2 separate regions of the Mus musculus genome follow, and region 1 is linked to region 2. A link is a contact called in ENCODE Hi-C or POLR2A ChIA-PET data. All regions are on one chromosome and are shown on one strand. Each heading gives the region's core, a stretch centred on a gene start or an enhancer-like site at or near the end of the contact. The rest is flanking DNA. Distances are from core to core; before and after follow the strand shown. Region 1 holds the start of Ctsd (cathepsin D). Region 2 holds the start of Polr2l (polymerase (RNA) II (DNA directed) polypeptide L).

The links. Hi-C counts contacts between places; a loop is a spot of excess contacts on that map. ChIA-PET counts read pairs that join two places held with the same protein, here RNA polymerase II (POLR2A).
Region 1: a loop to region 2 is called in a map of T-helper 1 cell, with 2.9 times the contacts of the local background. The contact joins the promoter of Ctsd here to the promoter of Polr2l in region 2. A Hi-C loop is called at or near these places in 1 of 37 maps with a recorded cell type or tissue (T-helper 1 cell). POLR2A ChIA-PET finds 5 or more read pairs at or near these places in 1 of 5 experiments (embryonic stem cell).

What each region holds. Positions count from the first base shown.
Region 1 is chr7:142,383,663-142,389,760 of GRCm38, forward strand. Ctsd (cathepsin D) reads right to left here and starts at 4,165. Exons shown (of 9, transcript NM_009983.3): 1 at 4,075-4,165; 2 at 1,797-1,956. The coding sequence starts at 4,142.
Region 2 is chr7:141,471,474-141,477,325 of GRCm38, forward strand. Polr2l (polymerase (RNA) II (DNA directed) polypeptide L) reads right to left here and starts at 3,680. Exons shown (of 2, transcript NM_025593.1): 1 at 3,555-3,680; 2 at 387-1,931. The coding sequence starts at 3,649. The coding sequence ends at 1,823. It overlaps Tspan4 (tetraspanin 4), which reads left to right and starts at 3,763. Exons shown (of 8, transcript NM_053082.3): 1 at 3,763-4,024. Cd151 (CD151 antigen) reads left to right here. Exons shown (of 8, transcript NM_001111049.1): 8 at 1-8.

The sequences.
Region 1 (6,098 bases), core at 2,915-5,414, 910 kb after region 2:
CAGCTAGAACATGTATCTCCAACTACTAGACCCCGAATAGGGAAAGGGACTCCCAAGAATAGATTGCAGAAGAGTAGGCCTGAGACCCAGTACTGAACTCCAGGACTCTAGGCCCCTTTACCTACTGTACTGTGGGGCCGGGAAAAACTGGGCACGTGGAAGGTGAGACTAGTGGTCAGGCAGGCCTGGCCCTCCGCAAGCCCAGCCATGAGTAAAGGTAGGCAGGAAGGCCCCTCTGCTGTTTCAGAATGTCACCCTGACTGAAGGCCTTAATCCCTGCCTGGCCCTGCTCTACAGGTCTTAGACTGGAGACTGTCCTGTGGAATAAATGAGAGGGGCCACCATGGGGGCAACACTACTGGCCCCAAATTAGTCACTGCGTCAGAGCAAAGAAACCTGGCCTTGGTTTCCCATTTATTCACACAGACAGCAGAGTCCACCAGGCCTGCCAACTTCAGAGGCTAGGCATGCACAGAGGTTTCCAAATCCTCTGAGGGGAAGCCCAGTTGTTAACTAGTGGTGGTGGGTCATTCATATTCTCTCTGCCCAGGAAGGAGCTGAGCCACTGGTGGATACCAGAACCAGGGTCCAATCCCATTTAACAACAGAGAGTGTCAGAAAACCCTAGAGAAGTAATTGGTGGGAGGGGTACAGGGGGGTTACTCAGCAAACTGTACTTTGCACGTGCGTAAGCCTGTCTAGGAAATAGCTGGCTAGACCCAGACAGATCGACCTTCTTCACGAAGTCACAAGCCTGGGTCTCATGTTTCCTGTCACTGCCATAGCTTGGGTCAGACGAGACAGAGGCACTGCCAATTTAGCCCAGTGGACTACAAAGCCCAGAGCTGCAAAGTCATCCTTGGCTTATACGACTGGGGGTGGGGTGGAGGGGGTAATGGGCGGGGCAGGGACATAAGAGATGCCAGGCTGTGGCCCAGAACCTTCCACAGAGCTCGGACCAGCTCACCATGTGACTTCCAGAAATGTTTCTCCTCGGGGCCTACATTCCCTCCGAGGAGAGTGGGCTGCTGAGCCAGACCTGTAACCTCAACCATTCGGGAGGCCAAGATATGAGGATGGTAAATTCAAAGCTAGCTTGGGCAATTATGTCAAAAGTAAGAAAAAGGAGCGGGTACAGTGGTAGAGTTTGCCTAATATAAGGTACAAGGCCCTAGTCGGTTCAACCCCAGAGAAAGGGGGAAGGGAAGCACTAAAGAGCCGGGGGCAGGTTGATCTTGGGAAAATGGCAAAGGGGATCAGAGACCTCTCCTAGAACTTGTACAGAGGGAGGCACCAGCAAGGTGGACCTATATAGGTCCAGTAACTCTCTCCCAGACTCCCACCAGGCTAGGTTTGGTTCTAGGCTGCTCTGTCAGCATGGGACAGTCCTAAGGATGAGAGTCATTCCCAGCAGTAGCTGAACTGAGAGATCTATGTTCAAGACTTAATGTGGGGCTGGAAAGGTGTCGCTCAGGGACTAAGTACTTGCCTATCCTACAGGGGGTCCCTAGACTCAGTCCTAGCACCACCCCACCCTATTCCCCCTCAAAAAGGAAAAGAATCTCAGACCCAGAAAGAACCTTTTGCAAATACCAAGCAATGCCACCCTAACCCATCCTTTAGTCTGAGCATTTCAGAGAAGCAAGGATTCTAGGATGGCAAGAATGAGGGGCTGTTAAGCAAGGAATGGTGTATTGTGGGTGGGCTTCCATGAAGAACTGGCTACTTAGCCCAGGGAGCTAGCTCCTCCCACACTCACCCCTCAAAGCAAGACCCCAAAATACAACTGCACTCACATCCAGGTAGTTTTTGAGTAACTCTGACACTGGCTCCGTGGTCTTAGGCGATGACTGCATGGAGTACTTGGTGATGGGGCCTTTGAGGATCAGGTCTTCCACAGAGCCGCCCACCTCCGTCATAGTCCGACGGATAGATGTGAACTTGCGCAGAGGGATTCTGTCAAGATGGGACAGAGGTATTAGCACCCAGCTTTGACTGCTGTGTCCTCCAACCTCCCACCCCAAAATACCCCAGGCTGGGCCAGGGCAGCCCTCTAGTACAGAATGACTGCCAGCCAGGCATGCACCTAGGTGCCTCTAGCAAATTAAATATCTCAAAATGGCCACAACATGTCACAAACTCCTGCCCCAAAGCCATAGGCCCACTGGCCCACTGACCCACTGAATCAGCTAAGGACATCCTATCACTACCACAGACACCTCAGGTTCAGTCACAGAAGCTCGCTCCTCATGTCCAAGGATAGGCTAGTGTGCCCACCCCTTTCCCTCACCAACCACACCCCAGTCAGGTGGTTCTCAGTCACCCTAGAGTGAAACAAACAGCACATACTGGGCCAGCTCTTGCTCTGTCTGCCTACCTGGGTTACTGGCTAGTGGGTTCTGTTTAGGGTGTGGCCAGGCACTTGTACCTGGTGCCCTGGTGAACCCAATCCTACATCAGGAGGAGGTGGAGGAGGAGGAGGAACAGGTGCATCCAAAGCAAGGTGCACCATGGGACTCTGGTTGATCCACTGAACCTGGCCCCTAGCCACATCGGTTCCCACGTGGACTCTACAAAAAGGAGCCCCACCAACCACCCCTACCAGGCCTGCAGTGACATTATCATCCTGGACAGTCCCTGGAGGTTCTTCCCCTAACCATCCAAGAGGCTTCAACACCAACTCCTCATGCTCTCCCTAGCCATCCCTGCACACAATCTGGCAACTCTCACCCAAGAAACCTACATGCCCTACCACCACAGACTCAAGGCCCTTATATGCTCCCTGCAGCCCTGATGCAGACAACTAAATAGGGGACGCCACCATTAGATAGCAGAGGGAGAGGGGTCCCTGCCCTGCCCTCCAGGTCACCTCTCCACCACCACCCCACCCCCCACCCCCAGTTTGCTCCTGTTCCCAAGGAGAGCTGATCTGTAATCACTTGTTGAAACTTCTCTGCCCAGGGATTTGTAGCCAAGGTCACAGCTGACCTTTCCTGGCATGCACAGTGCATGCTCTGAGAGACATAGGAGTCTTGCCTAAGAGTAGTGGGCTGGAAGAGGCAGGCTTCTGGCCTGGGGCTTAGGGGAGGCACACACCCTGCAAAGGTCAGGAAACATGCCAACAAGCCTAAGAGTGTGGCTTTGTTTCTGGTGCCTAGTCTCAGGGATCCTGGAGTCCACAACACCTCTTCCCAGAGAAGAGAAGCCTGAGGGCAGGGCAGGCAAGCCCAGGGCAGGATCAAGCCTAGGCCACTCCCTACAATGGCTCCACTGAGGCTACCCACCCACAGCTTGCAGCCTACAGACTGGGCTCCTTCCCACCCAACCCTGGTGCCCAGCCGGCAGAGCCAGCTCTACTCCCGCAGCCTACGGCCTCAGCCACCTGCCACGACCAGGGACTCACAGAGTGGGAAAACACACGGGCTACCACCAAGACCTCATCTAGCACAAAGGCCAAGTCCACGGGCCTGAGAAGGGCCTGGTCCCCAGTGGGGTAGACCTCAGCTCCAAGGTATTTGAACTGGGCCACTCCATACCTTCTCTCTCTGGGACTTGTGCAACTCAGGAGGGAGGAGGAGAGATTCACCACCCAGGACAGGGGGGATCATCTTTGAGTAAACTTCTAGGGCTATGCACCAGTGCACAGCTGTCAAACAGGGTCCCTTAAAAGGAAAGGCCTGAGGAAGTTCAGGGGGGCAAGGGCCTACTAGGTTTTCCAACTTCCACAGCTGGGTTCAACAGAATCCTATCCATGGGGCAGCACTTCTCCTCAGAAGCGGCCGCCCCGCTACACACACACACACACACACACACACACACACACACACACACACAGAGGCGAGGTTGGAGTCAGACCCACTTGTGGCCACCCTACTGTACCCTCCTGTTCGACCATAGGAGTCATAGGAGTGGAGAGGGGCCCAGGAGACCCCTGCCTTTTGAGTGTCTCGCCCCATAGTCTGTGGGACCCTGAGGAAGGCTGCGCTGGGTGCACAGGTGCATTCCAGCACGGCCGGAGCACGCGGCACTCCAGGTGACGAGCCCCGCATCTCCGGACCCAGAGCGGGTCCTCACCTGATAATCGCGAAGGAGGACGAAGCCAGGAGGCCGAGAATGAGCAGCAAGACGCCGGGAGTCTTCATGGTCGCGGCGGCCCGAAGAGAGCAAAGCTTAAAGCCAGAGGTCGCCGGCTTATAGGCAGGATGACGCCGCAGTCCCGCGGAGTCAGCTGACCCGCTTGTTTGGCCCTCAACGGGTCACGTGAGACGCGGGCGAGGGGCGGGGCGACCCGAACCCGCCTCCAACACTGCCCGGGCGCAGGCGTGCCCTACTCCAGGCCTACGCACGGCTCTCGGGAACGCGCCCGCCCACTTTCCTGGGACCGGAGAATGACTGGATACAGGTCACGTGGGGGAAGGAAGACCAGGCAGGCCCGGAAGCATCCAGAGGGGCGGATCCTGCCCTCAGCTCCGCCCCTCCCTTAATCTGTCTTTTTTGCATAATTGGGGTGCCCACTACCAGGATGTGGTCTTTGTCTGATTGGGCCCTGACCCTCTCCTGGATGCCAGCTTAAACCTAAGCCTTTTCTCTTTCAGCTCTGTTCCTCCTTGAGAATTTCCCTGGAGCCTCTCTGGACTCTTGGACCAGCAAACTTCACCCTCTTCAAAGCTCCACTACCTACTCATCTCCCCAGAGCAACACCCTTTTTATTTAAGCTGGAACACCTAACATGCACATTCCATAATGTAGCAATGTTGATTGCAGGCCTAGTCCTGGACTATGCATCTATTGATACAAGGGGTAGGGTGTACAGTGAGATGAGACCAGGGTTGCAATCGCCACTTGGGTCTTAACTACTTCACTCTTTAATGCCCTGCTTGGTGTCAGCAAATGAATTGGGTGCTGTTTGAGAGAGGCAGAGTCCAGCTCTCCATCATGGAGAGCTGAGCCCAGAAAGGCATTTAAGGGGAATGTCCTCTCTGAGAGGTGGTGTCCATACAAGGACAGGAACGCAGAGGAGCCTTGCCAGGGTCTGATCCCGGGAGCGCTTTTGGACATGTTCTACCTGTATTGAGGAGGTGGATGCCTCTAAGTCCACTCTACACATGGACACATGAGCTGTTCTGGTTCCCCAGGTTCAAAGCTACAATTCCCATCAAGTTACATCAAGTTGGGCACTTGACCTCTGCCAAGGCTCTCCACTCAGGGTCAGTGTTAATAGCTACACGTGGGTCACCACAGCCTGGATCCTGCCTCCACAGTCAGCACTCCACACATTGCTTAAAGCTTGGGTGTGAGGGCGAGAGCTGCCCTAAGATCTTGGAATCTGACCCTCTACTCCTTTGAATCTAAGACTATTCTTTGGTAGCCCAAGAGACAGGGTCTGGCCCTGGAGTTGCCATTTGCTTCCTAGAGTTGCTATCTAGAGATGATTGCTGGACCATGGGTGGGCAATGGGAAAGGTCCTCTGGGGCACCATGCTGGCTCTCCCAGCCCTGCCATAAATAGTGTTGCAGGGTGCTCAGGTGCCAATAGAGACATCCATTAGATGTGTGTCGGCATGACTGGAGGCAGGACATAGCGGTCAGCTGTGCTCATGTGTGGCTCATATAAGCCACAGGGTAAGAGACTGATGGGGACCTCCAGGGGCTCTCTGCAGTCCATTTTCTGCAAAGAATTCTAGCTGCCTCTGTCCCTGGGTTTCCCCATATAGTCTGTGTGAGTGAATACCTAGATGCACCCAGTCCTGTAGCTGCTACCCCACTGGACCTGGAAAGCTCAGGGATGAAAGCTCAGGTGTGTGCTTTCTGATCCCCTCACCTGACAGACCTCAGGGATGGGCCATAGTGTCTAGAATTCCTGAGTTCTCCCACCATACTAGATTATACTCTCCCTCTCTGCCTGTCTCAGGCCTCTTGCACCAGGCTTGCTTCTTATACTCTCCAGCCAGTAAAGGGTCAGTGTGTTCAGGCCCTGCAATTCTGCTGTTAGTCATCCACCTTCGGTCCAGGGATCCACTTAGCAGGCAGGGCTCACTTTTCAACCCTTGCCAACTGCGCCATACATTGACCCTGGCGGATTTAGAGGGGCCCATTGAC
Region 2 (5,852 bases), core at 2,430-4,929:
CACTCGAATCAGCTTGCTGACAGGACCTTATGGTCCAGGGTAGCTGGAGTACTCACAAGAGTCAAGGTTGGTGAAGCCCAATGGCAATTACAGTTAGGGTGAGCACTGGTAGCTGGAACATCCCCCCAGCCCACTGTGGCCTGGACTTGTCCATGCTCAAGGAAGAGTCTGTAGGCCTTGCTAGGGTCAGAGGGCAAGGGAGGCACCAGGGCCTGTTGGGGATGCCCTGGCTCCTGTTTCTCTGGCTTTAGCTCATCTAAGCAGCTGAGAAGAGGTCCTAAGCTGATTTTGTTCCCCACAGTCTTCTGTGCCAGCTGGAGGAGGCCACTATGGGTTCTCTGGACTCTAGCCTAAGGCAAAGCCTTTTTCTTTTTTTTTTTTTTTTAAAGATTTATTTATTAATATATGTAAGTACACTGTTGCTGTCTTCAGACACTCCAGAAGAGGATCTTGTTGCGGATGGTTGTGAGCCACCATGTGGTTGCTGGGATTTGAACTCTGGACCTTTGGAAGAGCAGTTGGGTGCTCTTACCCACTGAGCCATCTCACCAGCCCGCCTTTTTCTTTAAAACAACAAAAAACCAGGGGTGGGGTAGGGTGGGTATGCTATGCCACACACACCTTTAATCCCAGAATCCAAGAGGTAAAGGCAGGCTGACTGTTGTGAGTTTCAAACCAGCCAAAGCTGGTCTCAAAAAACAAAACAAAAAAACCCACCAAAATTCTCAAAGGGATCAATGTGCTAGAAAGAACCCGGGGTACTTGATGCAGATGCCTAGGAGCTAAAGCACTACACCACCTCCTTTGGCCTAGAGTAGGCTTCTTAGGACTACATGCTGTGGGGATTGGGTCAAGGGGCAGGGCTGCCTAGCTGTCGGGCCTGGGAAGATTCTGGAAACAAGATCCTCAGGCATGGGCAGCAGATAGGCTCACACAGCTGATGGGCTTTAGGACCCAAGAAATTCGTGAGGCCTGTGGCCTTGGGCGTACTCCTACAGTATCTGGGTTTGGTTGGGTGGCACAAGCCGTCCTTTAAACTCAACACTCGGGAGGCAGAGACTGATCTCTTTAGTTCAAGGCCAGCCTGGTCTGCAGAGTTGAATTCCAGGATAGTCAAGGCCAAACAGAGAAACCCTGTCTTGGAAAATGAAAGGTAAATAAATCTGGGTTTGATTCCCAATACCTGATGGCAGCTTATACATTCTATAACTTTACTCTCAGGGGATCTGGCCTCTGTGGGGACACAGTGATACAAAGACTTATAAGCAGACCAAATACCCAAATGCATAATAACCCTAGCACAAGGATTGGGACCTCCAAGCACGCTCAGCATTCCAAAGGAATATTGTCACCAGGCTTGGGCCCATCCATACCTGTGGATGGTGTGGTGCCCACATCCATTATGCCCATCCTGAACACAGGCAGGAAGCGGAGAGGCCCTAAAGCAATGTGGTACAAGACTACTGTAGGGCTACCTCGTTGATCAAAGTGGTCAAGGCCCCGGGGAACGGAAGCAGGGTACTCCTCCACAGGACGAGACTCCCAGTCAGATGAAGGGGAAGGAGACCAGCCCTAGGGGAAAGACTGGAGGCAGGCCAGGTAGCCTCAGAGACAGCACAGACATGGACATGGAGCACCTTGGAAGTTAGACCTGTTGGTGGTTCTGCAAACATCTTTACTAAACAGTTCCTTCCAGGGTAACAGGACTTAGCCACAGGGCCACAGCCAGGCAATACACCAACATCCCCAATAGCTCAGTTTGAACATAGCACGACAGGCTGCCCGTGGCCAGCAGGAGACAGAGGAGGGCAGGCTCCAGCGGTCACTTCTCTAGGGGTGCATAGTTCAGCAGCTTCTCAATCAGGTCCACGTGTGCTAGCAGCATGCGGCGGCAGCAGTAGCGCTTTAGGCCCAGAGCGTCCAGGGCATCCCTGTAAAGAGAAGAGTGAGGCTGGATGTGGTCTCTAGAGTCTGGATAGGTTTGGAACCACCTCCAGCTTGCCTCTGGGTATTCGTGTGGATAGGGGTTACCAGAGCACATCTACATAATCAGCGATTGAAACCTGACACCAGGCCATAGGGAAATGGCCTGGAGATTTCTGAAATATGTATCTAGATGCTCAGGGAGGAGCCAGGTGACCCTTTCCCCACCTAGAAGTTACACCTGCTCATGTGCCAGTCTTCTCCCATAGCATCCTGTATCCATCCTTAACAGCCTTCTGCCTACACCTGTTTTTTAAAATTTCGTTTTATGTGTATGGGTGCCTGATGCTCCCAAAGCCCAAAGGAGTTACGGACACTTGCGAGATACCATGTTGCTTCAAGGAACGGAACCTGAGTCCTCTTAAAAAACAATCAAACAACCAAACACACAAAACAGCCAGTGCTCTTAACAGTTGAGCCATCTAGCTGGGTGTGGTGGTGCACACCTTTAATCCCAAGCACTTGGGAGGTAGAGGCAGAGGCAGGTGAATTTCTGAGTTCGAGGCCGGCCTGAGCTACAAAGTGAGTTTCAGGACAGCCAGGGCTACACAGAGAAACCCTGTCTTGAAAAACAAAACAACAACAAAAAAAACAGTTGGGCCATCTCTCTAACCCCCTGTATCTCTGCGTTTGTCTCTTGTACCCAGGGTTATGGGCTTCCAGGGTTATTTGGGAAAGCTTAGGAGACCAATATCCCCTCATCAAGGAGTACAATTCCAGGCCCCACAGGTGGACTCTGACTAAACGCCATGAACTGGTTGTTGCTACCCCACAGGCTTTGAACTCACACTAGATTTAATTTCTCTGGGACCTAGACAGCTTGAGAGGTTCCTGCCCAAGTGAAAGAGGGTCCCAGAAGGCTAGCAGCTACTCATCAGAGCTGATCTAATAGCTGCTCATTAAGCCCCACTGACTTATGGCTTGTGCAGAGAAAGAGAACCCCTTGGTGTTGACATGGTGGCCAGAGGTCTATTTTGGGGGACAGTCATAGTAGTGAGCACAAGACGATGCCCACAAAGCCTGTCCTGCATTTTAAAGGGCCCACGAGGTTCGAAGTACATAAGGGGTAGGTCGGAAAGCAGATAGAGGATAGAGAGTAGGTCGACAGGGAAGAGACTTGAGGTGTCACCCACGGGAAGGATGCTTAGAAGTTTCCCAAAGGCCAGCAACTTGAAGAAAACCACCTTCCAAACTTCTGAGAGCCTGGGCGTGATATTGCACGCCTTTAATCCCAACATCCAGGAGACAGGCAGGATTTCGAAGTGTTTCAGACCAGACTGCTTTACATAGAGAATTCAGGTCAGCCACCGAAATCCTGCCTCGAAAACAAACTAAAGACTCACTCTTCTGGGAATACATCACAGGTCTGGGCTGGAGGACATCCAGTCTTCTCACTAGACCCCACAACCCCTGCCCTGCCAATTCTCCATAGGAAATCTTATCTACCCCCGGCCCAGGACACCTCAATTTCACTCCCGGTCCGCCGCAGAACCCTCCCCATTGCCCCTCGACTTCATGCCCCCAGTCCAGCCTTCCCGTCCTGTCCCATCCCCCGCGGCCCGCCGTCTCACCCCTCCGTGTACTCGGCCTGCAGCAGACCCAGGTAGGCTTCCCATTTGTTGCCGACGATCTTCCCGCAGGTGAAGCAGCGCACCGGGATGATCATGGCGGCGTCTGGCGTGCAGGCTGCCGGCAGTAGCTTTTCAAGGCCCGCCCCAGGCGCGCCCATAGCGCGGGGCTCATTACGCCCTAGCTCCGCCCCGTAAGATCCAGAGCCCCGCCCCGCATCTCCCTGAATCCCGCCGCAGCCCTGCCCCGGCTCCCATGATTACCCTGAAGCGGCGGTGTTCCTTGCTCGTGCCCACCCGGGGCTCCGAGAGCCTCCGAGCCCGCGGCAGCATCCCGGTCCCCCCCCTCCCGCTGTGGTGGTAGATCCCGGCGCTACGGCGTCCGAGCAAGGCCGAAAGGTCCGCGGCCGGCGGTTCGCGTTTCTCGTGTTGCCTTGACTGACAGCTGCTCCGCCGTGCGGCGGCGCGCACAGGTACGGCGGTTCTAGCGGGCTGGGGTCCCGCTGGCCGGATCGCAAGCCGACTGGAGCCAAGAGGTGGTTAACAAGTGGTGGTGGCGCAGCCGGAGAGCGGGCTGCCGACTGTCCACGGCCAAGGCGGTCTTCCCGCCTCCTGGCCCGGACTCCAAGGGGTCTCGGTCTGGAGCCCTTACCCGAGGTGCCCAGGCAGAGTCCGGGCCTTGGAGTTTGGGGCGTCCTTCTCTTCGGCCGCTGCAGAACCGTCGGCGGTACGGTGTCCCGAGCCCCGACGGCGGCCTCCCGCGCTCAGTACAGTCCTCTCCTCTGAGAAGGGTCTTTTCCTGGGGAGAGGAGCAGGGCGGTGGTCCGGGAAGGCGTCATGGAGGAGGCACCCTATGAACAGACCTTCTAACCTCTTTTTCCCGGGATATTTGGCTCAGACGCGGAGATTGCGTGCGAGACTGCTAGTGGCCACAGGTCTGCCTCACCTGGACGTGACTTAAGGACTTAAGGGAATGGGCAAGGAGCTGGTTTCTGGGGAGTGTATCACCTTGGCCGCCTTCTTGTGTGTTGGGAGCTACCCTTAGGAAAACGAGGCAGCTTGCAGTGAGAAGCTGGAGAAGTTCGATAGAGCTTGGGAAGTTTGAGATCTGGTTACAGTGAAGGCTCTGGGGGGTCCTAGACATTTTCCAGGTGCCTCTGGGAAACAAACGATGGAGGGGAGGTCGGGAGGGGTCTCCTGGGTCTTGAGTGTGGCTGGTCGGAGCCACTGGCCAGCTTGGTGGTTGTGCCCCCGATGTCACCCTGGACAGCCTCCCTGGCAGCTTTTGCCATCCCCCATGGAGCCACGTGCAGAGCCACGAGCTAGGCGACTTCCCGGTCCTGTCCCCTCCCCCCAACATCCTGCCCTGGCCAGAGGGGGCAGTGGGGGCCTGTGAGTCACTGTGGCCTGGGATCAGGCTCAAGATCTGGACTGAAGACTGCTGGTGGCCAGAGGTGAGGGTGGCAGGGGAGTGGGATAGGAGATGGTCTGTAGGGTCTGCCCTAGGGGATGGGGTGGAGGCCAAAGGCTTGGAGGAGGGGCTCTCAGTTCGGTCCGGCCCCTGGAAGACTTGTTTACTTAGGGAGAGTTGGGGAGTAGAAGCCTGTGCCAAGTTGACATTCCTGGAATTCCCGTGTGTGTGTGTGTGTGTGTGTGTGTGTGTGTGTGTGTGTGTGTGTGTGCGCGCGCGCGCGCAAGCCCACAGTTTCCAGTGGCTATCGTGGGTGGTGGCATCCTCTCCTCCCCTAGTTCCTGCTCCAGCTCCCTGGATTCCCAGAAATGGCCCAGGCTAGAGGACTCCAGGCTGTTCACCCAGACTTTGCTCATCCTGGAGTGCTGTGTGGGATGGGGGTGGAGTGGGGGGGGATATGCTGTGGGTCAGTTCTCTCCAGAGCCCTGGCAGGGATCCCAGGCTCAGCTTCTGCCCCTACTTCTACCGTTTCTTAACTCCCAGTGGCGGGAGAGAGATGTAGGATACTTACAGTCTCAGCTCTGCTGTTTCCCCACTGCAAACTGACCAGTGTCTGCCTAGCAAATGGATGCTCAATCTACTGTACAGGGTGGAGGGCGCATTGAGCGAGATGTGCTCATACGCAGTTTTTAACCCATTTGCCACAGTTCCTGCCAGAGGAGGGGGTCACTTCAGGGCAGGGGACGAGGAAAACCGATGATTGAAGTGTTAGCTGCCCGGCCCCTCCCACCCTGGGTGTTGCCCTGAAAACAGCCAGCCAAAAGAGGGTGCTGTACTGTGGTCTGGAGCCCTGGGCTCCAGCTGGCTCTACCCCTTGGCCTTAGGTCACA